4 separate regions of the Mus musculus genome follow, and regions 1, 3 and 4 are each linked to region 2. A link is a loop called in an ENCODE intact Hi-C map of the cell type or tissue named here. Cell type or tissue: left cerebral cortex. All regions are shown on one strand.

Region 1 (8,000 bases), 58 kb after region 2:
CCTTCCCCCTCTGCAGCTTCCCCTCCTTTTTTTTAACCTCTTCCCTTTCTCCTTCTGCTGTCTTCCTCATCTCCTCCTCTTCCACACTTCCTTTTTCCTCCCTCCTCCTCCCTCCTCCCTTCCCCCTCTCTTTCTCCTTCTCTCCTTCTCAGGCCTTCCCTCCTTTCCTTCTTCCCTGACTTCTTTGTCTCCTTCCTTTCCTCTCTCTTCCCTCAGCCTGCAACAAATGGAATCTTAAAGGAAGTTTGGTTCCAGTTATAAAGGCAATAGAGTCTTCTTAACATGGTAATGGTCATGATTAGCTTTTAAACACTCATTTCCCAGCAACTGTGGATGAGTCAGGTAAAGAGCTTTGCCTGACTTAGGTGGTGATCAGTGAAGCCGAGGTACTGATGTCTGCACTTTTTTTTTTTTTTTAGCAGTTCCTACCTGGCTGTGTGAAGTGTGGCTGTGCCAGCCCTCCTAATTGTGAAGACCTGTCTCTGAAGACAGAGACTGGACAGGCCCAGTTCAGCCTACTGGTAAGTGGTCGATGGCTTTTGGAGACCATAGGGGAAGTTTACTGAGAGTGATGATCTAGACATTCAAGATATTGCTCTGAACTCCCATATCAGACTGAGAGATACATAGAATATTGTTAGCACTCCATACCCGGTCCCATCCTTAGATGTGCTGGAGCCCTCTGCAGCACCCAGAGACATTGACTCCAGGAAAACTAGATAGCCAGTGCTCTGTCCCCCTTTATCAGCTGTTCCTGTTGGTGGGAAGTCCTTTCTCAGCCCCCCCCCCCCAGGAAATCTGTCTGTAGTTTCCCTCTGCCAGTTGACTCCCAGACCAGAAAACTAGCCTAAGCTCTCATCCCACAAAGTGACTTGCTATGTGTTTGGGGGCAGTGGGAAGGAGCAGAGGAGTGCTAGACAGAGTTCCAGCTGAGTAAACACAGACCTCATGAGCCTCTCAGTGGATGTCTGAACATGAAGACAGTAGCACCCACCAATAGAGAGGGCCTGGGTATAAAAATCATGGTGGAGAAGAGAAGTTGCTGGGACCTACAATCTCATTTTGCCAAGGAATCAATGCCTAAGGTAACAAGACCCCTATGGGCACCTGTGGAGCCCCAAACCACCTTCATGTCTGTATGGCATGGTTAGAAGCATATGAAGAGGGGAGGGAATCCTGTAACCCTTCCTTAGATCCAATAATTTATTGGAATGACTCTAAAACACACCAGAAATGCTTTGTTTGCAATCGTGGATTCACTATAAAGGCACAAAGTCAGGGACAGCTGGTGGAAGAGATGCGCACACAGGGTCTAATGTGGATCATTGCTCCCAACATGTGGTCCTGGTCACCACGCCCTGGTGTACAGAGCTGTTTCCTAAATCAGGGAGCTTTAACACAGATGCGTGGATCATTTGTCCTTTGACGGAACTCAGTCTCTAGCGGGGAGAGAGGGTGGGGGTGGGGTAGGGAGAGAACAAGAGTGTGAAGATGAGAATGTGTGCGTGCATCTGGTCTTTCTGGGTGGCCAGACTCACCCTGGACGCTGTCTGAGGAACCACAGGGCTCAGCTATTTTAGAACAAACTTGGGTTTCCTTGAAAGGAACTCAGAACGAGTAATAGAAAGTTCTATCCTTCAGACATTTAGCAAGTTCCAAAGGAGTTTTGAAGCTTGGTACAGAAACTGAGGCAGCATCTCTGAAGCTTGCTCTCATCATGTCTAGCCCAGAGATCTAACTTAACAGCCCCGTGGTCTCTGGGGTGGTGTGCCATTTCCCTTGCCGTGCTCCTTGTGTTAACAGAGCTCAACACTGAATTGGCTTCTTGAGCTAAACACTTCATTATGGTTATTTAGTGTGCTCCTGCTTACTGATGAATCCCAGACTCTCCTTATCAAGTTCCTAATAGCAGAAGATTGCACCCCTTCAGTGGCACCTAGTAAGACTAAAGATGAACACACACACACACACACACACACACACACACACACACACTCACAAACACTTTGCTTTCCTTTAACTGTTGCTCAGTGCAGTTAGGTGAATTGGCCAAAGACCACGTAGCTAAGTGGTGTTGCTGAGATTTGAACCCAGGTGGTTTTATTTCAGTATTGCTCCCTTATCCACTAAGCCATCTTTAGATAACTAGTCGCCACCAGCACTGTGGATGGAGTTGCAGAAAGGATGCCTTGCTTTACAGAATCCCTGTCCCATGGGGACAGAGTTAGCCATCCTTTTGGAAGCACATGTAGAACCATGGCCAGAGTCATGGCTGGGCAGCTATGGCCCAGTGCCTTTCTGTAAACAGAATGGACTGAAGTCAGGAGGGCTCAGGACCACACCATCCCAGGCACAGGGATGCAGAAAGCTTGGTGCTTCTGGAACTGGTGGCTTAGAGTCCTACAAGGATGTGTGTCAGGATGTAGGTAGTTCATGTATCCATGATCATACCAGGGTACGCACAAGGCAGGGCTGCTTGGTTCTATTTCAAAAACATCCAAGGTTCAGGGCTTTGAAAGTGCTGTGGAGATTGTCTTGGTACCAGGGAGAGCAGTGGTATCTGAGTGGGGAGGATCCATGGGAGGACTTCTGCTGCCCCATCCATGTCTTCACAGCTTGGATGGGCTGTGTCCTCTGCACCTGTCTTCTCGTTCCTTCTTACCCCAAAGGTCTAGGATGAGCTGGCTTCGAGCAGCATGGATGCACAGTGTCCTTGGAAGGAGCCCAGTGGTCATTCTGCTCACCCCTCAATGAGAGATAGATAAGATGAGGCAGAGAGGGGAAGAGACCCACTGAACACCTGCAGGTGTCAAGGGACAGAGCTGTTCAAAGTATAGAACTGATTTCCAGTCCAGACCTGCTCACCTGAAATGGGCCCCAGCCGAAGGCCTCTCTCTCTCCATTTAGAATATACATGAGGCCTGGACAGCACAGGCCCAACACGAGGTCATGAACTTACTTAAAACACTGAGTTTTTTGGTTTAGGGTGTTGGGTAGAGTTGTCTAGCATGCTCCACACCAAATGAGATGCTTCCCCTGTTCCTGGAAGTAGTGTTCTTTTGTGAATTTCTGGACCATAGCTTTTGAGGAGGCCTACAAAAAGAAAAGGGTATTTATAGAATTTGGGATGCTGGGCACAGACACCAGACACGACCTGGATGAGCAAGTGCTTTTCACTATTAACTACACCCTGGCCCATCATAGCCCTCTTCATCATTTTACTAAAGTACCCATGTGTATCTGAATGGCTCCTGCCTGACTCTGTAAGAACTCAACACAGAAAGACTCAAAAAGGTTTGCAGTCCATATTTACACTCCACCTAGGAAGTCTCCTCTGACATCCCAGTGGATCAATTAAACTGGACACTTGTTTGCACAGAACCTGATGGTGCATTAGCGCCCCCTATGGGTCATCATCCCAGGAGGTGACCTGCCTTCTCACTTGCAAATAGCCACAGGACATGGTGAGTCACACCACCCTTTGCTTCAGCAAGCAGTTGGCCCACTGGTAGCTCACCCTGTCCTTCTTCTACAGGGTTCCAGGAGTGGATTGAAGCCTTAGCAGGACCATGAGCGAGGACACGGTTCCCGAGGCGGCCTCCCCGCCACCCTCTCAGGGGCAGCACTACTTTGACCGGTTCTCTGAAGATGATCCTGAGTACTTGCGACTTCGCAACCGTGCAGCTGACCTGCGACAGGACTTCAACTTGATGGAGCAGAAGAAGAGGGTCACCATGATCCTGCAGAGCCCTGTGAGTGGGCAGGGCAGGGAGGGCTGGTTTCCCAGAGACTCAAAAGACCGGTGGCTCTGTCTCCCTGTCCCTCACGCAGGGTCTTGACAGTTTAGGCTTGCTGAACAGGATGGGCCTGGCCACGTGGGTATTTGATCTCTTCTCTGTCTTAGTTAGGGTTGTACTGCTGTGAACAGACACCATGACCAAGGCAACTTTTACAAGGACAACATTTAATTAGGGCTAGCTTACAGGTTCAGTACGTCACAGTAGCAGGCACCGCAGAGCCCCTCCACTCCTTCTCCGTCTCCTCCTAGCCAATCAGTAAGAATCCAGATGTGTGAGAAGAGCCCTGGGTGTGCTAACATGTGTGTGTGTGGGGGGGGGGAGGGCATACTTTCTCATTCGATTAATTCCCTCTAAAGAGAAGTCCTGCCATGACTGGTACAGCCTTGGCTGTGGCTCAGATAGGAGGGAGCTGGAATCTGGACTAACCGCACAAAAAAATGGGGTCCAGGTTCTTTACCTGAGTCTTCTTGAATACCTACCCTGCAATCTGAAGAGGCATCTGGGGTCCTAGTGAGCCTGCATTTGGGGATTCCTCAGGGTCCTTGGCCTTTATTGAAGAGCTGGAAGAGCAATCCCCTGGCTACTTGCAGGAGCAGTCCTCCTGTGAAGGGGCTGCAGGAGGGGAGGGAGTGGGTGGAGATCACCCCCTGTGCAGAGCTCAGCTCCTAGGGACCTGCAGGGTCCTTAGTTCTCCTGCAAGGAGCTGGGCACCAATCCCTGGGGACCTGTAGGGCCTCGCTGTCTTGTGAAATCCTGCTGGGCCCTTGGCCCTCCGTGAGGAACAGGGCACCAACCCCTTGGCCTGCTGCAGTCTTTCAGGGAGGAGCTGGAAGGCCTCATCCAGGAGCAAATGAAGAAGGGCAACAACTCCTCCAACATCTGGGCCCTCCGACAGATCGCGGACTTCATGGCCAGCACCTCCCACGCAGTCTTCCCAGCTTCTTCCATGAGTATGTGGGTGCCTGGGTGTCTGCCAGGAGCAGAGGAAGAGGGCTGTGGTTGGGAAGGGAGGAGAAAGTGCCGGATGCAGCTTGGTTGCTAGGCAATAGCCAAGCTGCAGTTGCATTAGCAGGCCTGGGCAAAGAGATGCCTGGCTCTGCTTCTGATGTTGCTGTGAATTAAAGACCCATAGGAGAATTGCTCATGATGCCAGGGGTGGGAAGGGTAGAGGTGACTTCAGGGCATGAGAAGAGGTGAGTGGAGCCAGGAGACCAGCCAGGATGATCATCGTTGAGCAGTAAGAGGAGCTGTGACTATGTGTGTGTGGGCTCCCTTCCTGAACTGCAGCTCTTCCACAGCCTGGAAGTTGCATATGACTCAGATGTATAGGGTGATGACCACAACTAAGGACGCATTTGAGAAAGAGAAGCCAAAACCCACTTCGTTGTGTTTTGAGAACTCCAGAAATCACTCTTAGCAATATTTTGATGTATCTTTTTTGGTTTAATATAGATAGATTATTGAAAGCAAGAAAAAGATATATTTTAATGGTATATCAACTAAATTTTTGCATTGTAAATAGGGTTCTGCAGTAATTTTTGTGGCTGCATGCTGATGAATCAATCATTCCTTACTGGAGTTTTAGATTGTGTTCATCTCTTTCCTATGATGGAGCACAGTGTGGTAGGCATCCTGGTAAATAAATGTGATGCTACACGCACAACTGTCTTCTGAAGATAAATTATAATAAGAAAATGGCAAAATGATTGGACTGTCTTCTGAAGATAAATTATAATAAGAAAATGGTGAAATGCTTGGACTGTCTTCTGAAGATAAATTGTAAGAATGGCTGAAAGAATGCAAATAGGAGCTAGGAAGCATTGCACAAAGCAGATTCTGTCCCTTCACCATCCCGGAGAAAGAGATTTGCCAACCTTGCTCTCAACAGAGTGTGGTGGGCGTGGCCCTGCTTCCACCTCGGCTCAGACTGTTAGTTGCTGTTCCTCCCTTCCCCCTGAGACAGGCTGTACCTAAGCCTTCATCTGTGCTTTTTTATAGCAAAATGTCTGTTCCCATGCTTTGCCAGTTTTCCTATTAGTGGGCTGTGGATAGGTTTTTAAATCTTTATAAATTTATGCTATTTCCCTACAACCTGTCAAAAATATTACAATCATTTCTCATTTTCTCTTTTGACTTTTAATTTTGCTCATAGCATTTGTTATATTGTAGAATACATTGTTACAGAACAGAGCCTCTGTTATTTTCCTTTGTGTCTTCCACTGCTGGCCACCTGCCTAGATAATAGGTCAAAGGGCCATAGCTAATCACCAATTTATCTTAATCTCTTGGGCAAATTTATTCTATAAAGTAATTTTGGAGTTACTTTGTCAAGCTCTATTTATTCTCCTCTGCCTTAAAATAATCCTTCTAGGATTTTGGTTGGAGTTGTGTTGGGATTGACTTGGTAGAGGAGTTGGAATTCTTTATTTTTATTTTAGAATATAGTTTCTGTGGGGGAAATGTGTATGGTTGGTTCTAGAATATTCTACTTAGTGTGTGGGAGATAATTTTAAAATATTTTCAAAAGCTGATTTAGAATATTGAGAAACAAGGTATGTTTATGCTAGTCCTGTAATATCCACCTGGAAAGCTTACAAGTTATTTTCATATGATCTGATGATGTCTTAAGCCCATCCAGGAAATAATATATAATTTGGTTGTTATAAATGAATCTTTATTCAACTTTTTCTTGAATATGCATGTACACATTATCTTGAGTTTTAAAATCATTTTATTATTTCATTTATTTATGTGCATGTGTATGTATGTATGTATGTGTGTATGTATGTGTGTAATCATACATATGTTTGTGAGTGTATGTGTGTGTATGTATATGTATATATGGAGGTCAGAAGTCAGCCCACAAGAATTGGTTCTCTCCTTCCACCATGGAAGCCCCTTGGCAGCAAAGCACTTTTCCCCTCTGAGCTATCTTTCTGGCCTTGTGTTTTTATATATAGAAAAATCACATTGTCTGCAAATATTGACATTTTGCCTTAGTCTGCTAGCATTTTGCCTTTGGCCTTATTTTTTCTAGTTTTCTGGTTATATCCCCTCAGGCTTTGGAATGACGTTTAATAATTTAGAGAGTAGTCATCCTTGTCTTGCATCTGACTTTAATGGAAATTCTGTCATCATAGAACTTGAGATCATTATTCTTTATCATGTTGAGAAAATGTCTTTTTTTCTAGCTCATCATAGCTTTCTGTTCAGAAATAGATTTTGAGAAATAACATTATGCATTTGGGGTACTGATCCCTTTATGTCCCCTTGAGCAATTGTCACAATGAGTTATAGTGACAGATCTCAGAATACCAGGCTCTAAATTATCTCTGGTCCTGTGTGTGTGTGTGTGTGTGTGTGTGTGTGTATACACTCAAGTTCACATATAAGCATGTGGAAACCAGAGTTCAATCTTACAGGTTGATCCTTCAGAGCAACCCACCACATATTTTGAGAGAGGGTCTCTCACTGGCCTAGAACTCACCACATAGATGGGCAGTCCCAGAACTCCTTCTGTTTCTATCTCCCCAGTGCTGGGATTGCCAAGTGTGTCCCAAGATACTTGGCTTTTTTTTTTTTTTTTTTTTTTTTAATGTGGGTTCTCTGGTGATTGGTGATGAACACAGGCCCTCCTTCTTGACGGCAGCTTCTTTACCAGCTAAGCCATCTTCTTGGCTCTAGTTCCTTATTCTGATACACTGTTGTGGGTCTTACTGTTAGACTTCTGTTAAGGATTTAAGCACATATATTCTCATGTGAGGGTGAGCAGTCCACTCTAGGGCATTCAGCCATGACTTGAATCATGAGCAGGGAGACTCTACTTTTCTCCTTGCCCTGATGGAGTTTAAGCAAAGCAGGAACATCTCTCTCAAAGGCTTACAGCTCACTTTCATAGCTATCCAGATCTAGAGCATTTTCAGAGATTCTTAATGCTTACCCCTTCAGTTTTTACCTGGCATTTAAATTTTTATTTTGCTGCTGTGTTGGCAAATTTTGATCATATATTTTATATGAAAATATCTATGTTGATGGATTCTCTTTAAAATGAGGTGACTTACAATACACCTTTTATTGTTAGGTCTTGTGCTGGGTGGTGGCTGGGTTTTATGCTGGCTTCTACTGTACTGTGTTCTCAGTTTCCCTTATTGAATAAATCATATTTATTTATTCATAGGTCTTACACACTAATTCTTGAAT
Region 2 (8,000 bases):
TCTGCTAATAACTGGTGATGGTCTGATGTTACCTCCATGCCTGATGCCAGGCAGGCCTTCGCAATATGTCTACTTAACAAAAGTGCACATGCTGGGAAGGCAACCAAGAGAGTCTGCCACAAGAGAAGACTCTTATGACTAATGCCGTAGATGGTGTCTGTAGTGGTTGGTATTCAATGTGACACAAGTTGGGGTCATTTGGGAAAAGGTACCCTCAGTTGAGAAAAGCCCCTACCAGATTGGTCTGTGCCCCCCACCCTTTTTGATTAATAAGTAATGTAGGAGGACCCAGCTCACTGGGCTTGATGCCACATCTGCGCAGGTGGTCTGGAGTGGTATAAGAAAGCAGGCTGAGCAAGCCATGGGGAGCAAACAGGTAAGCAGTGCTCTTCCGTGGCCTTTGCCTCCAGCTTCCTATTTTGAGTTCCTGCCCTGACTTCCCTAGATGGTAGACTACAAGCTGTAAGATGAAACAAACCCTTTCCTTCTCAGGTGGCTTTTGGTCAAGGCGTTTTATACAGCAATAGAAACCCTAAGACAGTGTACTGCTGGCTAGTTTTGTGTGTCAACTTGACATAAGCTAGAGTTATCAGAGAGGAAGGAGACTCAGCTGAGGAAATGCCCCTGTGAGATCCAGCTGTAAGGCATTTTCTCAATTAGTGATCAGTGGGGGAAGGGCTCAGCCCATGGTGGGTGGTGTCATCCCCGGGCTGGTAGCCCTGGGTTCTATAAACAGACTGGGCAAGCCATCTGAAGCAAGCCAGTAAGCAGCACCCCTTCATGGTTCCTGCCTCCAGGTTCCTGCCCAGTTTGAGTTCCTGTCCTGACTTTCTTCAATGATGAGCCACAATATGGAAGTGTAAGCCAAATAAACCCTTTTCTCGCCAACTTGCTTTTTAGTCATGGTGTTTCTTCGAAGCAATAGAAACTCTGAGACCGACAACATTCCACCATCTTAGCTGAAAAGTTAGGTTAGAGGCAAATCAGTATTGCCAACAGCTCATGATGAATCCCAGGAGGACAGGAACCCTTGAGGCTATCTTAGAAGCTCCATAACAAAGTGCTGGGCACCTGCTGCCTGCTGTCTCCCTTCCCTCTAGCCACTTGCTGACAGAGATGCTCAAAAGACTTAGAGTTGAAAAATTATCTTACTGCAAATCTGAAAATTAGAAAATCAACTTTTAAAGTGCATCTGTCCCCCTGGGGTTACCTAGCTGCAGTGTCCAGTTCTGATTGGGGTTTCCAGAGCTCTTCTGTCCCTGCTCAAGAAGGGCCAGGCATTGTTGGGCTTTCATGGTGACAGCTGACACCACCTCCAATATTTATGTGTGATTGGGTTTCAACATGAGTTTGGAAATTGAACAAAAATGCCTGCAACATCAGTGGGATCTCACAGGCTGCCAGTGCAAAATTGATGTATTTCCTGCTTCCTATCAGATATTTGAACAAGTCCCAAAGCCTTAGGAGAAGAGGGCCACATATTTTTTTTTTCTGCTTTGAAAATGCTGTGGTGGGTTAGGAGGAGGATCACTTTCTGAGTGAGTTAAGGAGAGCTAGTCTCTCCACTTTGTTCTGCCACTTCTGCCTTTGGAAGAGGTGTGGCCTTGCATTTGATATGCGGCTCAGGCTTGTCTCAAATGTGTGGTTTCAATCCTTCAGCAATCCACATGCCTCTGCCCCTGGAGTGCTTGGATCACAGACGTGATCTACAACAGCTAGCTTCTAGTTCTGCTTCAGAACACCCGTTCTTGTTCCTCTGGAAAGTAGAGGCCATCACAAGCTCAGGGGCCAGGGTGCTTAGCTTAGAACCCTGGCTCTGCCATGTACTAGCTGTGTGGTCTTGGATAAATTACCTATCTACTCTGTCTCAGTTTCTCCAGTGAAGAGGAGATGATAATTCTGCCCATCTCTTGGAGGTCTTTTGAGGACTGGGTGAGGAAAATGTTGCATGAAGCCTTTGGATAGTGCTGGGGTCCGAGGAGGGTCTGCTGTTAGTTTGGGGGGGACCAGTGCCCTAAAGGGAGACACTTGAATGTAATAGAGTTGGCTTGAGAGGCTTTAGGAAATGGTCCTTGATTCCCTGTGGAGATTCTGTTGAGGAAGGCAGCCTGGTAGGAAAGGAGCCTGCCTTACCTACCACTTCATGGAATTCTAAAAGGGGGCTCCCAGCTTCCCTGGAGTTCTGACAGGGAACACTGCTTCATACTTGGTTGTGGAACTTTAGACATAGGTACCAGAGAGGCAAGAGTTCACCCCTGTGACTTGCTCTGTTGTCAGATTTCGGCACAGAGTAAGAGAGACCATGACTGCATCTGAGGAAGACACAGAAACGTGTGAGAAGCTGTGGAGGTGGAGGAGGTGTGGGGATCATGGTGTGGGTTTTGGGAGAACTGCAAAGAATCAGTCATCCTGGCATCTGAGCGGCATGCCTGTGGGCTGTTCTGGGCTTGTGGTGGTGGATCTTTGCACAGCGCAGCAGTAGCGGCTTTTGTTGAGAGACTATTCATGTTAATAGTCTCTGCCCACCCCACCTCTCTACTACTGAGTATTTGGACCTTATGTATCTCAAGCAAGCACTCTACCACTGGACGAGCCCTAGAATGGCCATTCTCACAAGCCTGTATACAAAGGAACTACCAGAGTACTTGTTTAAGCTATTTGAAGGACATAGCTTGGTGAACGTTCTGTTTCACTGTAGTACTATGATAAGCACCGTGACCAAAAGCAACCCAGGAAGGAGGAAAGGGTTTGTTTAACCTACACTTCCAGGTCACAGTCTATGAGAGAAGTAAAGGGAGGAACTCAAGCAGGAACTTGAAGGAGAAACCATGGAGAAAGGTTGCTGAATGGGTCAGTCAGGCTCATACTTAATAGCTGGCTTTCTTCTGCAGGTCAGGGTCACCTGTTTAGGGAATTGTGCTGGCTACAGTGGGCTGGGCCTTCCCATACCAATTAACAATCAAGACAATCACCCCACAGACATGCCCACAGGCCAGTCTGATCTGAGCAATTCTTCAACTCTAGATGACTCTAGACTAGTGGTTCTCAACCTGTGGGTTGTAGCCCTCATGGGGGTTGCATATCAGATATTTACATATGACTCATAACAATAGCAACATTATAGTTACAAAATGATTTCATGGTTGGGGGTCATGTAGCATTAGGATGCTTAGAATCATTGCTTTAGATCGGGTCAAAACTCACTAGGACAGTGGGTAGGTGAGATGCTTGCCAGGCAAGCATGAGAACCTGAGACCTGATCCCCAGCGGGATGTGAAAACCAAGCATAGCAGCACACGTTTCTATGTCTGTTCTACTGGTTGACCAGTCAGCCTAGCCAAGATGGCAATTTCCATAATCAATGAAAGATGCTGTAAAATAAGGTGGAATGCGATAGGAACACCTGAGATCAACTTCTCGCTTCTGTACATGCATGTACTCATGTGCACATGCACACATGCCCCCACCAATGTGTACACACATGTCCATTCCTGGACCACTTTCAGAGATTTGGGTACTGTCTGACTGTGTTGGAATCCAAAGGGTTGCTGTTGGGAATGTCAGGAGAGCAGGGCTCTTCTTCAGTGGCTAGAGGTTTTTCTGGAGGCTGAACGTTTTGACAGGCGTATTTCTCAGAGCTTTGGGAGTGACTAACATGGAGTTGGAGGAAACAGGATGGAGGTGTAAGGCCCTGACTGCCTGCAACATCCTGCTTTCCAAGGGCTTTGAAGAATCCTGTCCCAACCATTAGAAAAGGCCCAGGTGACAAATACATTAGATCAGGTCATTTTCCAGGAGAGAACAGGCTCGCAGAGTTATCCTCAAGGTCACAAGGCTGGGGAGTGACAGATCTGAAGATGAATCCTGATTCCCTACTCAGCCACTGGGGTCTCTCCAGGGGAGTAGGGGATAGGGTAGAGAAGTACAAGGGGCCAGAGGAAGCAGAGGCTGTCTAGGTTACAGCAGTGCGCCCCCAGCCTAGTTAAAGATGGGGTCAGAATTAGAATCAGGATCAATCTATCTGGTTTGGAGTTTAGTCATCCAGTTGTCACTAGCTAGCAGCACTGAAAGTTACCTCTCAAAGGCAAGATGTCCTGAGACCCTAAATCAAAATAAAATACACCCCGAGTGTAAACTCAGAGCAGAGTGTGTCTTACTGGGGTTTCTCCTGAGGGACAGGTCCTGCCTTTGGCCCAGGCTGCTGCAGGGCGCGGGCGGGGACGCTGCAGCAAGCCGGGCTCTGGAGGGGGCGCTGCGCACTCGCCCGGCCCTTTGTCATCACGCACTGCTGGGAGCTCACACTTCTTCCAGCCTCCCGCGGGCTCTGGACTTGACTCTGACTGCAGCGCCCGCCTCGGGGACGCGGATCTAGGGCCTTTGTCCCGAGCTGTGGGATGCGCGGGAAGCGCCACGCAGCGGAAGAGCTGTGAGTCCAGGAAGCGGATCCCAGAGTCGAGGAGCGCTGCCCAGCCTTGCTGGGTGAATTTGGGGATGGATGCGAGACCGCAGAGTACGAGGTAGGGCACCAAAGAAGGAACAGGGTGGGCGCCACGGCAGGCGGATCCCCGGGGTGCTGGAGCCACAGAATGACAGCGAGCTCAGCTTCAGCCTGGGAGTGGCTGCGCCCGCGCAGGAGCGGACGCCTGGGTACACCTGCGGCTCTGCGGATCTGTCACATTGAGCTCTGGAGATGGGCCTGCGCGCGGACATGGGCATTCAGGGTCTGTGATGCCTGCTACACCGAGAAGGTGTAGCCTTCTCGGAGAGACGGCCGGGCCGCCGCCCTGCGGGATCCACGCGGGATGTGCGCCTGCCCAGCTAGGCGCTCTGGGGTCCAGATTCATAGGATGCGCCTGCCTGGCTGAATGCAGTGGGGCTGGCAGGGCAGATGGCGCAGGATGGGAGATTGATACCTGGGCACCCAGGGCTTGCGTTTTTATGTTATCCCAAAGCTTTGGGGGTGGAGTAGGGGAGGCCGCTGTCCCTGAGGAGGTACTACCAGCGAGTTCATCTTTAGCGCCCACCTTTTCTTTCTCTTGTGTCTCCTCCCCTCCCCTTCTGCACCCCAGGGAGGAGCAGAGAAGGCCATTCTGGGTCCCGGGTCCAGAAGGCAGGGGTCCAGCAGTTACTTGTTTTGAAATCACAACCACAGCCTGCCAGGTGTTGGGGGAAGGGAGAGGATAGCAGGGCAGGGCAGGGCAGGGCAGGGCAGGCTGCTTTAGGATGCCAGTCAGGCCTGCAACCGGCCTATTGTCTGGCTCTTCAGACACCTTTCCTTTCTACCCTCCATCTCCATCCTCTGCCAGAAGTGAATAGATAAACATACAGAAAACAAGCCTCACCCACACTCTGTCAAATTCTTTAAAAAAAAAAAATTGTCTTTATGACACACATTGCCACCTCTTCATGCCCACTCCTCCTCTGGCAGTTCGTAAGGAAGAACCAAGTGCTTCAAATAAGCTTATAAATAATAGAAATCAAATCTCAGGTTTCTGTGTTAAGATTTCGGACTAATGGGTAAGAAAGGGCTAGTCCTACATCCTTCCTAGAGCAAAGGACAGGAAGAGAGTAGTTTTGACTGCATTGGAGCTGGCTGAGCCTGTCATGTGTTTAACTTGTGCCTTGAACTGTCATTGCATGGGTGGTTTTTAAGTTATGTTTCCCTCATGAAAAGAATACCTGGCCCAACACTTGGAATAAAGGTGCTTGAAATGAGTATGGAAGCAGAAAACAATCAACATGTTAGACTTGCAATGCCCCTTCCTGCTAGCATGTGGATAACATGTCGGAGATTGTAGCTGGTGGTAGAGGGTAGGTCTGTTGAGTAGTTTTGCTCTCTTCAAATCGTTACTTTGTGGTGCTGGAGATGGGACCCTTGAACACACTACGCAGTTGCTGTACCACTGAGCGCCCCCACAGTATGCCTACCTTTTGTCCTTTGTTATGTAAAGTGGACAGATGTTCTTAGTACCTGTGGACCAGGACCTTGCCTAGCTCCCTCTGTCCTCCCTACCTAAGGTACAAGGAGTGACAAACTCTTTACTGTGAAAGAAGCACAATACTTTTTGAAAACCCACAGGCTAATCATTTTCTGATCCAAAATCTACAACAGTTTCGTTGCCAGCCCATGTTCTCTTTTTGTCATCCAGTCACCCAGTCTCATTAGAAGCGAGCTTATCCCCAATACATTACCAAACCATGTACGGGTGCTGTTAGTTCACAGGTTCTGGGCCCGGGGTAAAACCCACTTCAAACATTACTATATTGTTGGAGACAGCAAAACTCAGCTTCTTAAAATTTTTTTTTTTCTTGGATAAGTTCTCAACATGTATGTATCCTAGGCTGGCCTCAAACTCACCATCCTCCTGCCTCAGTTTTCTGATTGATGGGATGTCAGGCTTGCACCACAAGGCTCAGATAAACTGCAGCTCTTTTAAAAGTGTACAGATGGTCAAGTGTGTATGTGTGTATGTTGGCAGAGGATTTGTGTTAAGGTTTTAAATATATATGTGACATGGAAAAGTATATTTATTTAACTCCTACCTTGTTTCACAAGGGATTTGAGTCAGTTTACAAGGATTCATAAAATATAACAAGGTAACCTAGTGTAGAGAAAGGAAACAGGATAGAATTAAAGGCAGCTGAGGAACCTTCCAGAAACCTGGGGAAGGTAGCCAACCAGCCCAGATGTCTGTGTTTTATTTGTAAACATTTGTTTATTCAGTGAATATTCATAAGAAGCTACTAGATGCCTGGTTTGATAAGAACTTTGGAAACAAAGAGGTATGACATAGATGGCCAAGGACTCCACCCTGTTAGCATTTCACAACAAAAGCAAGAAGACACAGAGGAACCTCTCAAATGCATCATTACACGTTGTGATAAGCACTGTCCTAGAAAAACAGAACTCACCATTCAACCAGAATATAAAAAGGACAACTTCCATAGGGAAGCAGGGGAGCAGGGCGGCTCTGTACTCTGGGACAGGAAGACCCCATTTTCAGACACGGCACTTGGGACGAAGCTTTCCATTCTCTCCTTGTCAGGCACAGGGTGAGCTTGGTAGGCTTGATCTGACCTCATGATCTCCCCTGCCCCTGGTGTTCTGTGGTTATTCACATGTCCAGGGATCTGTGTAGTGTCTAAAATGAATCACTTTATCCTAGTGATGATTTTAGCTAATGATTAATAAGAAATGTGTTCCAGGTTGTTTTGGGGCTGGGCTTTGGTTTTGTCAGAGCAGGGCACAGGCCTGATGAGTCAGAGCATGGGTGAAGGGAGGGGAACTTGAGTAGAATGCACAGGGGAGAAAGAGGCTGCTCTGCACAGGGCATAGGTTGGCCAGGCTCAGAGGATCAGCTCCCGATGACTACTGCCAGTGAGAGAGTTATGCCAAGTGCACCTCCCATGACCAGCTTGGAAGCACTTGTTAGTAGCTACGGCTGCAGTAAGAGTGTGATATAGAGGTTGTACCTGTTGATTTTTCAAATAAATGGACTAGATTTCCATTACTGCAGATGGACTGACTTCTGTTAACTGCCTTCTACTCAGGCAAGTGGGTGTGGTGGTGGAAGTAGAGCCCAACTACCTGGTGGTAGAACTTACTATCGTAAGAATTTAGGCCAGTTAATTTGCCTCTTTGTTCTCCAGAACACTCTGATAACAACTAGGGACGAAGTATGATGTTGTTTTCCTAAGAATGGATGAGATTTACACATGGCAGTCTTGGGACACAGATTGACATTCTTTATACTAACGTGACTATTTTTGTTACTGTAAAATGAACTGGCAGCCAGTTTATGTAGGCACTCCAGGGGTGGCTTGGTAGCAGAATTTTAAATTATATCTGATTATCTTCAAGTGGCTGTGTGTTCTGGGGCTATTAGCATTGTTTTGCAGGCGTGCTGAGAGCCATGCCTGAGCTGCTGTTGCCACAGTCAAGTGCAGAAAATGACAGTGAGGACAGAAATGACCAGAGGCATCAGTTTTCCATTGTTTTG
Region 3 (8,000 bases), 93 kb after region 2:
CGCATCTGTTATATAAGGTTACACTTGGGGAACAGAGAGGCAAGAAGGGCCTTCTCCAAATAGTACAACCTGGGGTGGCCAAGAAGGGACGAGGAAGTTACAGTTGAGGAGACCAAGTTGAAGTTTGGGGTGAACCAGGAGAGGAAAGAGAGAGGATCGCGCCCTAACAGATTCATGACTTTGAGGTACATTGGCAGGTGGCAGTCATAGGAATGCACATGGAGATGAGGGGACCAGAGCTCAGGCTCTGGGAGTCAGGACTATAAATTTTGACAGGCTCTAGTCTTGAAAGTTGGATGGATGAAAAGCAGCAGCTAGTCTCTGAAACTAAAAGGGGACACACCCTCAGGGGGGTCTAGGAAGAACTTTGGCATGTCACCTTGAGGAGGAAGAAAGCATCTCACTGTAAGATCTTTTCCAGGTTGTTAAGTCAGCCAGTCCTGGCTGCTTTACATTCACCCCCATCCACACAGATTATAGTCACAAGAGTCCTCTGTGGAGTGAACTCTAGGATATTTTTTTTCTTCAACTACTTCTGTAGCATTGGCTTCACCTTCCTCTGTTGCTCACATTCCCTTATAGCAGGGCATGTGCCAATCCTGGTGGTGATGTTCCCACTCAAAGGTGCCCATGATCATACCACACACATGTACACAAACCATACACACACACACACACACACACCTACCTCACAGATTACATACATGCATGCATATATAATCTATACCAAACTCAAATGGTCACCTCTCACACACCAGGAGGCCTCTCAACCCATGATGAGAAGCCCAGACCTGAGCCTGAAGTGTGCTGCCTTCTGTTCTGGCTGTGAAATGGGAGGAGGAGCCAGGCAGTCTTTCATTAACTTTCTATGTTTCAGAGTCTGTGTCATTATAGTCCCCTCCTTCCTCTTCACACAAGATTTTCAAAGTCTGCATAGTTGGGAAGAAGGGACAGCTGGAGACTTTAGTGCCTGGGGTCTGAGCATGCTTCCCTTAAGTGTGGGACCTGGTGATCCCAGGCAGAATAGAGACCTGAGCCCTGGCAGCCACCGAATGAAAGGACCTCCTTGGACTGATGATCCTATTATGGAAATGTTGGGTCCCTCCTGTTCCTCATCTCTGCCCCTGGGGAGACACTGGGTTCATAAGCTCCCTGCTGCTGTTTAGGTATGAAGACCTGTGATCACCATGTCTTGATTGGTGCAACCTGGCTGCTTATCACAATGCTTCCACTGAGACAACCATGCTGCCCCTAGCTGTTCTCCTCTCTTGGGTGGGCCTCCTCATTCACAGTGAATTAAATGCTTGTTCAAAAACCAACATATATTTCAAAATGTAGACAAGGACCCAGAGTTACCACCTGCGCAATGGGTGTTCCCCAGGCAGGTAGTGAGAGGTGAGAACGCCACCCCTCCTCTGTTCCAGGATCCTTACTCCCACCCCATGCCAGCCTGCACTTCCCTGGCTCCAGACCTCCCTAGAAGTGGTTCTGTTGAACACTCGCCTTCATGAAATCTTACAGGTTGGGTCTTCTGGTCTTTTCCTAGATACCAAGAAGACAGAAGTCAGCGAAGCCAACACAGAGCCTGAGCCAGTGAAACCAGAAGGGCTGGTGGTGAATGGGAAGGAGGAGGAGCCGAGCGTAGAAGAGGCCCTCAGCAAAGGACTGGGCCAGATGACCACCAACGCTGACACTGATGGCGACAGCTACAAGGACAAAACCGAGTCAGTTACCAGTGGCCCCTTGTCCCCAGAGGGCTCGCCCTCTAAGTCACCCTCCAAAAAGAAAAAGAAATTCCGAACCCCCTCGTTCCTGAAGAAAAGCAAGAAGAAGGAGAAGGTGGAATCCTGATTAGTGGCTCTGTGGGTCCTGCTGCATCCCTGCCCTCCTTCCTTACCCTTCTCCCAACTCTGCCCCTGGAACATAGGGCCAAGGAGGGATGGAGGAGGTCCTGGGATCACACTCAGAGGGGAACTTAGAGCCTGCCTTCCCAGAGCAACCAGGGGTCTTGTCCATAGTCACAGTTAGTTGGCAGCAGAGCCTGCCCTAGATTTGAGCTTCCTGATTCCCATGGCCATGGTCATGCTCTGCCCTGTTTTCAACACTGCCTAGTCTGGGCTGCCTATGTTAGGACACCACCTGCCCACCTGAGCCCAGGGTAGGAAGGCCAAACACCAGGCAAGGTCATGGATGCTCACAGACCAAGGTTTCTTCTGAATAAGGTCCATCTCTTCCCAGGAATCCTGCCTCCTGCTGATGGAGCAATCTCCACAGCAAGAAGCCATGCTTCTCTCTTCCATTTTGGGTCCCTGGCCCCCCCACAACCCCAGCTCAAAGTAACCAGGCAGACTGATCTGTCCCCGCCAATAGAAGTTAATCTTTGATCCCCAGGCTGATGGCTTAGCTTGCGCTTTTCCAAACACTAACCCTGAGCTTTCTCCATGGAACCCATTGAGTGAGTGATGGATGGAAGAACTCTAAGAGCCAACAGATAGAGGGCAAGCTAAGTCGCCTAGTTGGGGGGGGGGGAGAGGGGGATCACCAATCTATGAGCCCAGGAGCCTGATCTGTCTGTATTGTGCTTCTCACAGGCTGAAAAATTAAACCCAGCTGTAGCTTAAGAAGTCTCATGCTCAGGGAAGAAATTCTGGGACATCCAAATCTGTTGTTGCTGGCATTGAGTTGTGTGAGGAGGTCAGATACCCCTTTGGCTTTGCATGCTATGCAGGGCTGTATCTGCCTCACTCTTGCCTGGCAGCCAGGTGTCCCTTGGCCTTCCCACATCCCCAAGGGCTCTTGCCCACAGACCAGAAAATCTTGCTCTTGGCATCTTGACCTTGGCTTTTTGGGTCCCAACTCTGAGTCAGAGGGTACAGGAGAGGATGGTCAGAAATGAGTCCTTTGGGGTTAATTCTCTCTCACCAACTCTTAAAGACACGGCTGGCATTCCCAAGCCCATCACTCTCTTGCATCCTGAAGCTTGGCAATAGGCAGAGCTGTTATTTTAAACGCCAACACTGGTTTCCCCACCCATATCCTCCTAAGGAGGAGTGTTGGTTAGTGAACACTTCTGGCTCCAAGACAATCCATCTTCCTTAAAGCACAGTGTCTTCAAAGAGCGTTTCTCTTTTTTCGTCCTGATCATTGTAAAGGTATTTTGGAAGTTTCTTAGCTCATCGGTTTTCACTTTGCACACATGTGTCTACAAGCACTGCGCGGGCTTTCCCTTCTGCCTTCTCAACTGAACCCTTTCAGGGATAACTGACTTACTGAGCAGGATGCGAAGACTCGGTTTGAACCCAGGACTGTCTGAGCCAAGTCCTGCCTCTTCCCAGCTGTGATGAATGGACAATGGCTTTGGCCCATTAGCCATCTCCGCAGTTGGTCTTGGCTGTGGAGTATTAGCACTGGAGATGAAGGTAGAGAGGCCACCTGTGGTCACGGTCAGTGGTGCAGGCAGCTGTGGATGGTGGGATGTCTCTGCCTCTGACAAGGGAGAGCTGAGCCCTCTGGTTGAAGCAGGAAATCCCACCACAGTCGGCTGTCTCTTGAACAGAGCTGAGAGGCTGGTGCAGATCTGGGGCTGCTGCACAGACCCTGTTTTGCTCTGCTTTCTGGCTGGGTCAAGTCTAATGAGAGACAACTCAGTGTTGTTGTGTACAGATGCTCAGAGACTTCTACTCTCCTGTAGGAGATGCCTTCTTAAAAATAAGATTTCACATTCATTCATTCATTCTCTCTCAGCATTCATTAGGCATCCATTTTATCAGCCACTTTTAAAAAGATGAGAAGAGTTGACCCTGCAGAGGCGGCATTTGTGTGAGCCGGTGCTGAGAGATAAAGTTGGTCTGTGGACTCTGTCCAGTGAGCTCTCTTTACCCATCCCTGTTATGTAGCACCGGAGCTTGCTTAGGTTAAAATGTCAGAGCTTTCCCTGAGCATCATCCTTCCAGATCATTGATGGCTGATTTGGTTTTTTAAAAAGAGAGGAACTTCTGGGGGAAAAAAAAAAGTCAACAGAGGCAGATAGATGTGGGAGCGTGGGACTCCACACTGTGTCCTTCTGGGCCATGCCAGAGCATTTTGTAAAAGGTGACAGGGAGTGGTTCACATCCCGGGTGAGCAGGCCTGGGTCTTAAGAACCCTTGTAGACAGTGTGAGAGATCTGAATTTTACCACATTCTGGACACTGAGGACTGTTAATTAGGGTAGAATCACAAGTGTGTTGTAGGGTCCCTTTGGTGGCTGAGGGAGTGTGTACAAGGGAGGCTGCTGGCCATCTCTCAGGCTGTATTCCCCCCTACTGCATGGTTAAAACACCTGAAGAAGTTTTTACTGAGCTAAATTGCTGGGTCCTCAGCCTCAGACCCCAGTTTTCTTTCGGATTAGATCACCGGAGAAGTGTAAAGACATTTTATCAATTTTCTTCTTCCCTTGCACATAAAGGATGTGGTGTGCACAGCCTTGAGGACTGTAGAAGTGGCTGTGTGTCCCACACAGGACATTCCTTTGGCTCTGCAAACACTGGTTCGAGGTTTGACTGGTGAGGAGGGATCGTATAAGCTAAGGGCTTGTTTCTCATTGAGCCACTGTAGTTCCTACAGAGAAGGGTCAGAGGGTTGAACTGGTGCTACTGTGTGACCAGCTGACCGGAAGAGTAAAGTGGCTTCCACAGCCTATTTTTACACACTGTAGAGTGCTAAAGAGAGAGACAAGCCACACTCCTCTAGAGTGTGGATGGCTAGACGTCATACACTGGGAGTGGTTGTGGTCTGCGACTATCCCCCAAACTAAAAAACAAAAACCCCTGCCCAGAGGTGTTCTGCACCACAGCCTGAAGCTGGCCTGTTCTCAGCTGACCCAAGGTCGGTTCCCTCTTAAACCTTGGGAAGAGCTGGCCAACACTTGGGAATGAGTGTGAAGTCCTTGCTCTGTGGATAGAGGGCCTGAGAAACATGGGTGAGGACCATGAGTCTTTCACATTCCCCATTGTAAGGCACTGCTCTGAGACACCCACTCATGAGACAGTACCTGAGCCTAGCCCCTGTGGGATGGCAAGGTGACCAGATGGCAGATGCCTGGCCTTGTGCTAACAGGGCCTCTGCTCTGGTTGACGTGAGCAGAAATGCTGTCATGGATCTGTAAGAACCATTCTATTTGCTCCTGTGATGTGAGTGTGGATGGCTAGACCTAAGTTTGGACATAGTAGGGAAGGTTTGTTTAAGGACAGGACACAGCCCTATTTAGACTAGTGTGCCAGGCCTTTTCATAAATGTGAATTGTATGTCTTAGTTCTGGGCCAAATGTCATGAGTTCTTGACAGCCAAACAGGACTATTGAAACACCCATCCCTGTGCTCGTTTTACACACATTGCTCCACAAATACCCATGGGCTCCTGGCATAGTTGCCATCCACTGAGGACAGAGGGACCATGAGGCTTATATCCTTGCTTGTCACTAAGCCCAACCGAACTCTCTATGATCCCATATAATTCAGAAAGACTGAGAAATGAACAAAATGCTAGATACCCACTCTCATTTCCCACAGAAAGGACGAGGCACCTCACAGCTTAAAGTGCAGTAGGGATTCATGCCTGAGATGGGTGCTTTAACATGAGAAGGAAGGGTCCAGAGGCAACTGAAATTCATGAAACACGTGTATGTGGTTTTTGCATGCACACCCTCTTTCTCCAAGGTGAAGAGGCACCCATAGTACTGTGATTACTTCCCAGAGCCCTAGCTAGCCAGGATGCAGTGCTCTTCCTGTCAGAAACAAGAGGCCACATATAAAGCTCTGTTCCCAAGGCACCCAATTGCCCCCCACTGGGGAAGCCACCTTGTCCAGAAGTCTGTGGGGATCCCACACAGTGGAATTTACTGCAGTGGACAAAGTGCCTTTTATCATAGTCTTTGCACTGATAGTGCCCTGGAGAAGGCAGGCTTCTTTTCATAGGAACAATGTGCAAAGCAGTATTTGGGTGACCCTAGAAAGTATGGAAGAAGCCACATTCTGCCTCATTCACATGTGGGTGACATTAGACTTTTGCCAAATTGACTTTTGTGCTGACATGGGTGAGGACCATGAGTCTCTCACATTCTCCATTGTAAGGCACTGCTCTGAGCCACCCAATCATAAGACAGTGCCTGAGTCTAGCCCCTGTGGGATGGCAATGTGACCAGGTGACAGATGCCTGGCCTTGTGCTAACAGGGCCTCCGCACTGGTTGACGTGAGCAGAAATGCTGTCATGTATCTGTAAGAACCATTTGCTCCTGTATTCTCCAAGATTCTCCCATAAATTGGGTGATCAGTTTGAGGACATAGGGTCAGAGATAGAAGAGGCTCTTCGTGCTGGGAAGGCTCAGGCGCAGGCTAGCCTGAGAAGGCAGTCTTCCATGGGAGTCTGAGAAGGCAGTCTTCCATGGGAGTCAGGTCCTCAGCTCCTCCCCTCACCCACCCTGTCCTAACCCCCCCCCCCCAGGGGGAGGCTGGACCCTGAGGGCTCTTCCCTAGCTCTTGGGTAGAAATGACATCTCAGGAGCTGAGGGGATGGTGAGAAGGGTCTAACCTCTCCTCCCTCCACAAACCATCCTGTGTATCTTTTAAGGACCCCTTTAATATGAATCAGGGTGGCAGTTGGACCTAAACCCAGGGGGTCGCACTTGAGACACATCAGGAACCCTTATAAGATGGTAATGCATTTGGGGATGCCTCATTTCCATGCCATCTTGCTCCTGTGGGTCTCTGTTGGTGAATCATACCACAGGATTGTCCTCTATAAATTTTTGAACTGCTGGAAGTGATGAGTCCCTAACACTTCCCAAAGTGTGTGACCCATCTCTGTTGGATATTTGGGGCTCTTGGGGAGGTGGGAGTTAGAAAGGGGGCTCGGGTACCTCACAGGACCCATGGGATGCAGGGTCACAGGAACCCAGGCTGGCCAGGGAGTGCAGTGTCTCGTAAGTAATGCTGTGGGTGGTTTTGGTGAACTGTCTGTCTGACAATCGTCACATGAGCGTATGACTTACTGTCTTCCCTTGTACATAGGCTGTCTGTGTTTGGCTTTTCCTAGTACTGTGAGGTTTCCCACAGGGATTCCATGTAGTACTCTGTGCTGTGACAATGCCACTCTTCCCCCAAGATCACACATCATCCCCACAAATGGTTCTGCCTTTCTCTATGCTAACACATGGAGCCACTGAGATGCAGTTGGGTGGTTAGGCTCTTGGATTTTATTTTGCAATTTTATATATATACATATATAATATATATATTTATGGGTTGGTTTTATATGGTTTTCTGTTTGAATCTATGAGCAACAAAGCTTCCCTTCGATTTTCATGAGAACTTTCCAAAGGCCTTTTGCTGCTTTGGTGTCTGACTGTGTTTGGGGTGGACTCTGCTTGTGGGTTTCTCTGTGTGTGCCGTTATTTCACCTGCAGATCTTACCCTAGTAAACCAGATGTGCTTGGCTTCCCAATGTGTGTGACCCATCTCTGTTGGCTACTCGGGCTCCTGGGGAGGTGGGAGTTAGAAAGGGGGCTCATGTATGGAAATGTAGGTCACACTGGGAACTTAACCTGTTTTCACATATAGAAAGCTGACACGTGTATCGCTGAGTTCTGGTGTGGGAGGGGAGGCAGTGTTTCTGAGGAGGAGACTAGATGGATTCCAGCGCAGCTGCAAGAGCTGGGTTGCAGTGGATGGGGGGCGGGGGCAACAGAGACAGCAGACCCTGCATTTGTGGGTGTGAAGGCCAGAATGGAGGAAGACATTACAGTAGCAGAGGGTGAGGGAAAGAAGGAGCGCCTCTAAAAGAGTGAAGGGTGTGAAGCTGGGGTGGAGAGTGGAAGAGGGAAAACATCATTTTGCCCTTTTCTACCTCTACTAAAAAAAATACAAAAAGGCACTGGGAGAGATAGCTTCGTTGGTGAAGTGTCAGCCACACAAGAATGAGGACCTGAGTTCAATTCCCAGCACCTTCATAAGAAACTGGGTATG
Region 4 (8,000 bases), 74 kb after region 2:
GGCTGGCCTGCTGTGCTCTGAGGAGAGAGGACCAGGGCACCCTGGTTCTGGGCTGTAGTTGCTAGGCAACTATTGTTTTCCTGTAGGTGTCAGCTATGAAGTGCGGCCTCCTGCCGGTCTCCCATAATGCCCTGCTGGTGGGGGACATGGCCTACTATGACTTCAATGGGGAAATGGAGCAGGAAGCTGACCGAATCAACTTGCAGAAGTGCCTTGGACCCACCTGCAAGGTTTGTTTCTGGGGGCGGGGGTGTTGCTGTGGAGTGGTACTGTCAGACGCTGTCACAGAACTGGGGGAGACAACTCAAAGGATTAAAAAAATTTTGAAAAGCTTCAAAAATCGGGTAGTGAACAATTGAGAAAGATGCCCAGTGTTCACCTCTGATTCAACACACGTGCACACACGCACGGGCGCACAGAGAGAGAGAGAGAGAGACAGACAGACAGACAGACAGACAGACACAGGCATTAGCATCACAAAGGCATCATGTATTTATTGGAGAATATTTGTTTTGTAGACTTTTTTTTTTTTAATTGTATAGCCCTGGCTGTCCTGGAACTCACTTTGTAGACCAGGCTGGCCTTGAACTCAGAAATCTACCTGCCTCTGCCTTCCGAGTGCTGGGATTAAAGGCGTGTTTTGTAGACATTTTAAAAAGATTTGTATATGTGCAGCGTATGTGGAGGCCAGAAGGGGGCATCATATGCCCTGGAGCTGGAGTTGCAGGTGCTTGTAAGCAACCTGACATAAATGCTCAGACCCAAACCTGGCTCCTCTACAGGAGCAGAAAGCACTCTTAACAGCTGAGCCATCTCTCTAGCCTCCGATTTTTATTTTATTTTATTTTTTAGAAAGAAAGCTTTTTGAAGCCACTTCTCCCACATTGCTCTGAGATGTTGATGCATTCTCTAAGACTTTTCACATATATTTATAAAACCAGAAAATCAGTTCTCTCTCGCCTAGCAATGCACACTAAATGGTTTTGCATGTCTCTGTTCTCTCCATCACTCAGCAGTCCCCTGTATTTGAGCCTTCCAGGGGTTGCTTTCCACCCCAACTCATACCACCAGGTGGAAATATTTTTAGCTAATCCTTGGGGCTTGAGGAGGCTCCCCTAGACACTTCTAGAGGATACACTTTTGAAGTCTGACTTCATTTTGCCCAATTGCCTCCCTAAAAGGTTATCCCTTCTGCTTTCTTCCCTGTGTCTAATATATGGGTTATTTCTCTACAGTCTCTCCAAATCCATGTGCTGTATTAATCAACTAATTCCACTTATTAGTTACCAACTAGTTAAAAGAGAGCAGAGCTGCAGTGTTGCTTGGCTTAAGTCTAAGCACTGTCTTCTACTAGCACATCTGACTGGAAAAGAGCTGTGAGGCAGCCTCACTTCTCATGAGCCCCTGCTTCCTCATCTCTGCTTTGGAGGAGGAGCCCTGCTGCCCTAGCAGCCCCAGGGTGTCCTCAGCAGTGTTAGCTAATAGCACACCTATGTGGGCTGTGGCAATCTAAGGGAGGATGTTCCCTGTGCTTCTGTTTATGCTCTTGAACTCTGAGCTCCTTCTAAGTCTCTGGCATTAGGGAGGAAAGAACTTCATCTATTCTTAGAGAGGATGTGGTGCTCTGAGCCTGAGCCTCAGCTCTCTGCAGGGAAGCTTGAATGCATAGAGCTTTGCCTCAGTTCCCACTTGGCTTTGTCTGATTTCAAGCTTGCTGAGGGTCAAACCAACCATGAGCATTTCTTTCAGGGAAGGAAGTAGAACTTGACCTTTGGGGAATCTTGATCTTGATCAAAGCATCTTTCGGGTCTCTTCACGATTTTTACTCACTGGCCCAGCCAAATCAGAAACTTTCCCCCTGAGAACCCCAGGTCTGGTCCAGAGTCTGTCTCCAGTTGGCCAGGAGAATTTCCAGTTCTCCCAATTTCTCTGTCCTCATTTGAAAAACTGATTTGAGGTAATCTGAGGATGTCGGAGCCAAGTCTGTGGAGCACAACCCAGAGGTCCAAAGAGAAGATAATACGGCTGCCTGTTTCTGCAGGGCCACCTCTCAGAGTGCATCCTCTTGGATGTTACCAAAGTCAACTAATTTACTGGCAGAGGCTACCTTTGAGATCCAAGCCCTTAACTCAGCATCAAATGAGTGTGCTCACCTAACACTCAACAGCCTCTTCAGACTTCTGAGTTCTCTAAGCCACCAAAGCATTGCCCAAAACAGTCACTCAAGCTGCACTTAATCGGTTTAAAATGCCTTTTCTGTCTTCTGCAGTTGGGAGCACTGGACTCCAACCAGCCTTAGGTTAGCAGTGGGGTTGTTGGTTAGAGGAAGAGCAGTAAGCTTGTGGAGGGGCTCCAGGCTGGTATACGGACTTGGTCTTAGTAAGATGAAAGTCTCTTAGGAGTAAAGCTTTTTTTTTTACTTTATTCACTTAGTTTGTGTTCCTGGGTAGGGGAGTTAGTTTAGGCTGCCATGGCTCATATTGAGTTTAGAGGACAATCTGCAGGAATCATCTCTCTCCTTCTACCATATGGATTCCAGGGAGTGAACTTAGGTTTTCAGACTTGGTGGCTGGTACCTTGCTCCACGGATCCATCTTGGCTGGCTGGTGGATGGGGGGTGGGGGATTTCAAAGCCGGGTTTGACTGGTTCTTTCCTCCTCCACAGATTCTGGTGCTAAGAAACCATGGCATGGTCGCCCTGGGTGACACCGTGGAGGAAGCTTTCTACAAGGTCTTCCATCTGCAGGCTGCGTGTGAGGTACAGGTATGTGAGGTGCCCTGGGAAATGAGCTTAGGAGCTGGCTTTGATGGGGGTCCTGGGAACTGTAAGGTCCTGACCTCCTAAACTGCTTTATCACCCTGCCTGTCACTGCTTTCCTTACACTCCTGCCGTTTCCTGCTTACAATGGGATCTGTACTCTGGAAAGACCATCACAACATCTAATTGGCACTACTCAAATCTAGGGGACCTGAGATCAGGATGGGGGAAACCATCACCAGGCACATAGAAGCCACACCTGGTCATCTGATGTGGCTGTTGCACCAAGCTGTACTAGGGGACACAGAGAAAGGGTGCTCTCGTTTCGCCAAGGAATGGGATGGAATGAGAGCAGGCTGTACATGGGCAGGCATGGAAAGAGGAGCGACAGTGAGCCAGTCAGTGTTGTCATGGCAACCCGAACAGCCAAGCTACCCTTTAAAGGTATATAGGGAGCCAGCTCATATCTCAATCCCCTCACTGGGAAGGGACAGTTAGTTGGGGAAGGTCAATGACCTTGGAGCCCATGAAGCTCCAGGAATGCTGGTTTACAGGCAGCTCTGTGGTGAGGGTCAGCCAAGAGCATGTACAATGTGGTGTCCGAGTTGGTGGGATAAGGGGTGTGCTCATCCAGCCTTGGATAGATTCATGACCAGCCCTGGCTGTGTACCTTTGAGGCAGAGATGTGCCCTCTACAAGCCGATTGTCTCCATGTTGGCATGGGTCAAAGCTGACTGGGAGGAATGGCCTCTCCAGGCTAGGAGAGGTGGTGACACTACAGAGGCTGCGGTTCTAGGACAAGCCAGCTCTCTGTAAGTCCCACGTGGTGCCCTCCTGCCTCACTCTGGCGGGCCAGGCAGAACAGCACTGAAGGAAGGGTCGCTCCCTCCCTCAGTGTCACTTGTGGTCAGCTCAGCCCTGCCACATGAGGGAGGTGGGAGAGCCCTGTGGTACCCTTACAGTGGAGTGCTGCAGAGACGATTGTAAGTCTGGAGATGAATAAATGTTACGTGGAATGGAGTGGGTGAGGCGCCCAAGAAACAGCAGTGTTCAGAATTAGACTCTGAGGCCTGGATCCAGGTCATGTCTCTGATGTGGTACCTTCTCCCTCAACTAAGAATTCTGACCGATCTGGCTACTGACTGGCATCAGAACTGGCTGAGCCTTCATGATCAAGGGAAGACTCTCTCTGCCTTTCCTCATACTGAACTGAAAAGGGTTCCCTAACACGCCTTTCCAGAAGCTTCCCTGAGAAAATAGCACACAGGAAAAGCTCTTCTCTCCAGAGCTATCTCAGCACTCTGCACAAATGGAGAGTCACTGCTGTGTCCCCTACACAGTGAAACGTCTTCTCCCATTTCAGACCTCAGAAGTGGCCCCTGGGCAGTTTAACCCCCTGACCTGTAGCCATAGGGCAGAGCTGTTCGTTCTGGTCATAACAGCCTCCTGGCTGCTGTCACCTGCTCAGGGCTAGTTTGATGTGTCTTTGCTCTCCCACGTCCCTCTGGCAACCAACCCAGGAAAGGGCCAGTGTCTCCTCATCAGTTTTATGGATGGAGAGGCTTCTAGAGGGAGGGGATGGACTAGAAGACATGGAGGAGCAGAAGCAAAGACTAAGGCATCAGTGAGCGCAGGGTCAAGGCCTGCAGCTACCGCCAGGATTGCACTCTGGTAGCCAGCTCTGAAGCTTCATGTCCGCCAAGGGCCCTGATTCCTCCCTCAGTGACCTTGGTGGACAGGGGAATGTGACTGTGGCCATGTCTGTGGTCCAAGCCTAGGCGCCTGCTCTGCTCTCCTGAGCACAGTATATTCTTTGCCTATTGGTTTAGAGTTCTGGAAAAAAGTGGGTCATTCCTCACTGAGAGGCAGATGGGAGGCACAGGCAGTTCTTCCCCATCTGCTACCCATCGCCATGGAAACTGCTGGAAGAAGAGATGGAAGGAGGCAGCTTGGGCAAGGCTGTGGGTGCTCTCTCCCTTCTTCCTTCTCCATTAACAAACAGTCCCAGGGAGACTGCCTTTCATTATCAGAGTGTTAAATTAGCAGTAGCATCCATGTGCTGCACCTGAGGCTGCAGAACATTATAGATGCCTTACCATCACCTTAAGAGATTCCTCACAAGGTAGAGCATTGCCATATTTACTTGATGGATGTGGAAACTGAACACAAAGATGCTAAATAGCTACCCAAAGTCACAGGGTGAGGAGGTGGTGTAACACACCCAGCCAGCCTGGTACCCACTCAGGCCTATCATTTACACACACCCTAGCACTGTCTCTCCAGGGCATCAAGGGACAGTGGGGACAGTTAAAGACATGCATACATATATCCTGAGTATAAAGGCACTGGGAAGTGTTGTGGTGTCCTCCTGTTCCAGGGTGATGGGGCTCGCCTGAGGAAGTCTGATGAGCTGACCTCCACTAAGCAGGGTTAGGGCTGTCTATTGGTGCAGGAGAATGCTCAAAGCTCATATGCCTGCATCTGTCGGTAAACTAAATGGATTCCTTTATCTCTGGTTGAAACAAACACCACCAAAACCACAACCCAAACTCTCAACCCATCCTGAAACATCAGGCACTGCAGATTAGATCATCAGAGTATGGCTCTGATAAGTGAGCTTGTGTGCAGACATCAGTCTTCTCGGATGTGAGGGTGTGAGCACACTGCTGTGTCAACGTGGCTTAGCTCTACCTCTCTCTTTCTCCCCAAAAACCCAAACCTGACTCAGGACATCTGAATGGTAGGGATGCAAATTGGGAGTGGAGGTTAGATGTGTGGATGCTTTTAAGGTTAATCTAAATTGCCCACATTGTACACACACCTCTGTCCTAATTGTTAAGTGTGCTGCCTGAAGCCACCTGCACTGCCCCCTCTTCTTCTCTGAGGCATTATGACCTAGGTACCATTTAGTTCTCTGGGGTGCTACATCCTAGGTACCATTTTTCTTCTCTGGTGTGTTGTATCTGGGATGATGAGCATTCGGTCCTCTGTGCTGTCTCATCCAGGGTTTTAACACTTGTTATTTCTTCCTCTCTGGGTTCTCCGGGAACCGAGCCCACAGAGGGGTTACTGACGCTGTGCTCCATGACAATGAATGCTCCGCAAGTGTTCAGATATCTTCCTCTAGTTCCCTAGGCCTTTCTGGAGCCTGAGTTCTCTGTGACCCCACTGACCTCTGGTGCACACCACAGCAGTTTCAAGGACTCCACACACCCGTGTGCTGATTCTCCGCAGGTGTCGGCTCTGTCCAGTGCTGGGGGCACTGAGAACCTCATCCTCTTGGAGCAAGAGAAACACCGGCCGCACGAGGTGGGCTCTGTGCAGTGGGCCGGCAGCACCTTCGGGCCCATGCAGAAGAGCCGGCTGGGAGAGCATGAATTTGAAGCCCTCATGAGGATGCTGGACAATTTAGTGAGTGTCTTGGTGCTGTCCTTCAGACCGCTCCATGGAAGCTGAGCCCCCATAGCCAGACATCTGAAAGCACTGGGGATGCACAAGAACCACCTCTGTCATGGTTTAGTTAGTGAAGGCCTCTGAGTTTGTGTTCACTTGAACAATAGCTGCACTTTCTCCAGTACTTGCCTTTTCTCCCTCTGCTAAGTGCTGAGACATCCTCACGTCTGCCTATGCTCTCCATGGGATGGATTTGCAATGAGATGTGCTTTTGGTGGTGAGAGGGGACTCCTGGCTCTGTGTGCTGAGTCATTGTTTTCAAACGAAGCACCAGGCCTTTGCGGCTAGCTTCCATAGGAATTGTTTCAGAGCTTTGAGAGAAGCAGACAATTCTATTTAAAATTTCAGAGAAGAAAGAAAGGAGGGCTCTAACCCGATCAGACTTCACTGTGAATGTTGGAGAAAGGTGCTGTGAATGAGCCAGCACTTCCACCAGCTCTATACAACTCAAGTTACTATCATAAGTAACTTGAGTTTTTTTTTTTTTTTAAACTAATGTGTAAGGTAGCATGGGTTTCCTCGTGGCAATATCACACATGTATAGCCTTCTACACAGTTCTCATTCCTCCCAACTGGCTACTGGCCCCACCCATTGTCCCTCTAGTTGTCCCTCATCCCTTCTCAGTCCCCACTTCTGCTTTCACATGGCATTATACATCACTCTCTGTGTCTTGCTCCTTTAAGACCTCTTCCTCCCCCAATCATGGTCCTCTTTCCAGTTTTAAGACTTGCAAGCACACATACACATGTGTACACATGCACATGTATATAAGGACACACACACTTATGATTTTAAATCTGTTGTTTGTATCTTAATGTTAGCTACTTTAAAAACATATTGGACACTGGAAGTTTAGCTCAGTATAGACTGTCTGGTATTGCATGATGTGCTAGGCCCCAGCACTGCAAAATTATACATCATCATCATCAAAAGCAATACTACTTACAAATTCATCAAAATCATGAGCATTGAGCAGACCTCATTATTTTTTTAAACTTTTGTGTGCTGAGAATTAAACTCAAAGTTTCACATGTACCAAGCAGGCATTCTACCAAGGAGCTATACTGCCCAGCCTTTTTGTTCACACTTTGAGACATAGGCTCACTAAGTTACCCAGTTAGCCTTGTGCATGCTCTGTAGCCCAGGCAGACCTTGAAGTTGTCATGCTCCTGCCTCAGCTTCCTGAACAATTGGGATGACAAGCCTAAGTGACTAGGCCCATCTCAACTTGAAAGCCCTGTAACCTAGGCCTGGCTGCTCAGTTGTCTGGTGGATATTTGGGGTTGACAAGTCTGGGTGTAGACCTCTGTCCTCTCCAGCACCTGGTTCTGTTTTGTCCTCTTAGGGCTACAGAACAGGCTATACGTACCGCCACCCCTTTGTCCAAGAGAAAACCAAACACAAAAGTGAAGTGGAGATCCCAGCCACAGTCACTGCCTTTGTGTTTGAAGAGGATGGAGTCCCAGTCCCCGCCCTGCGCCAGCACGCCCAGAAGCAGCAGAAGGAAAAGACCCGCTGGCTTAACACTCCCAACACCTACCTGCGGGTGAACGTGGCTGACGAGGTGCAGAGGAACATGGGCAGTCCCCGACCAAAGACCACGGTAAGAGGGAGGTGGGGCTGGCCTGAATGGGGAGGGTTGCACTGATGGGAGGCCAGTCACACAGTTTTCATCCACCTTCCTGGACGCTGTGCTCAGGCCCAGGGCCCCTAACACCCCTTTCTAGTGCCCCTGTATTGAGGTTTAAGGCACAAGGAGCAGATTTCTCCAGAGGGTAACAGGATTGG

The links. Peaks named below come from ENCODE experiments on the same cell type or tissue, not always from the same donor. Only the 100,000 strongest peaks of a DNase experiment are listed, where the experiment ranks them.
Region 1: it touches region 2 in a loop (3-fold over the local background); 19 of 42 quality-filtered maps call a loop at or near these places.
Region 3: a loop joins it to region 2, with 2.8 times the contacts of the local background. A loop is called at or near these places in 4 of 42 quality-filtered maps.
Region 4: a loop joins it to region 2, with 3 times the contacts of the local background. A loop is called at or near these places in 4 of 42 quality-filtered maps.

The regions. Positions count from the first base shown.
Region 1 is chr6:86,082,293-86,090,292 of GRCm38, forward strand. It overlaps Add2 (adducin 2 (beta)), which reads left to right. Exons shown (of 16, transcript NM_001271857.1): 2 at 420-521; 3 at 3,536-3,752; 4 at 4,612-4,750. The coding sequence starts at 3,570. Among named protein-coding and RNA genes, the nearest start is that of Add2, 58 kb to the left of the region's middle. In left cerebral cortex, a CTCF peak has its summit at 3,400 (motif pointing left); DNase peaks (open chromatin) are centred at 3,405, 4,773 and 5,712; H3K27ac peaks cover 4,543 bases.
Region 2 is chr6:86,024,430-86,032,429 of GRCm38, forward strand. It overlaps Add2 (adducin 2 (beta)), which reads left to right and starts at 4,252. Exons shown (of 16, transcript NM_001271857.1): 1 at 4,252-4,517. In left cerebral cortex, a CTCF peak has its summit at 4,240; DNase peaks (open chromatin) are centred at 2,402, 3,753, 4,324, 4,573 and 6 more places; H3K4me3 peaks cover 4,192 bases; H3K27ac peaks cover 4,600 bases.
Region 3 is chr6:86,116,931-86,124,930 of GRCm38, forward strand. Add2 (adducin 2 (beta)) reads left to right here. Exons shown (of 16, transcript NM_001271857.1): 16 at 1,547-7,479. The coding sequence ends at 1,851. Among named protein-coding and RNA genes, the nearest start is that of Tgfa, 74 kb to the right of the region's middle. In left cerebral cortex, a CTCF peak has its summit at 3,401; a DNase peak (open chromatin) is centred at 3,072.
Region 4 is chr6:86,098,490-86,106,489 of GRCm38, forward strand. It overlaps Add2 (adducin 2 (beta)), which reads left to right. Exons shown (of 16, transcript NM_001271857.1): 8 at 87-230; 9 at 2,666-2,764; 10 at 5,993-6,169; 11 at 7,558-7,815. Among named protein-coding and RNA genes, the nearest start is that of Add2, 74 kb to the left of the region's middle. In left cerebral cortex, a CTCF peak has its summit at 705 (motif pointing right); DNase peaks (open chromatin) are centred at 135, 736, 3,167, 3,783 and 2 more places; H3K27ac peaks cover 5,904 bases.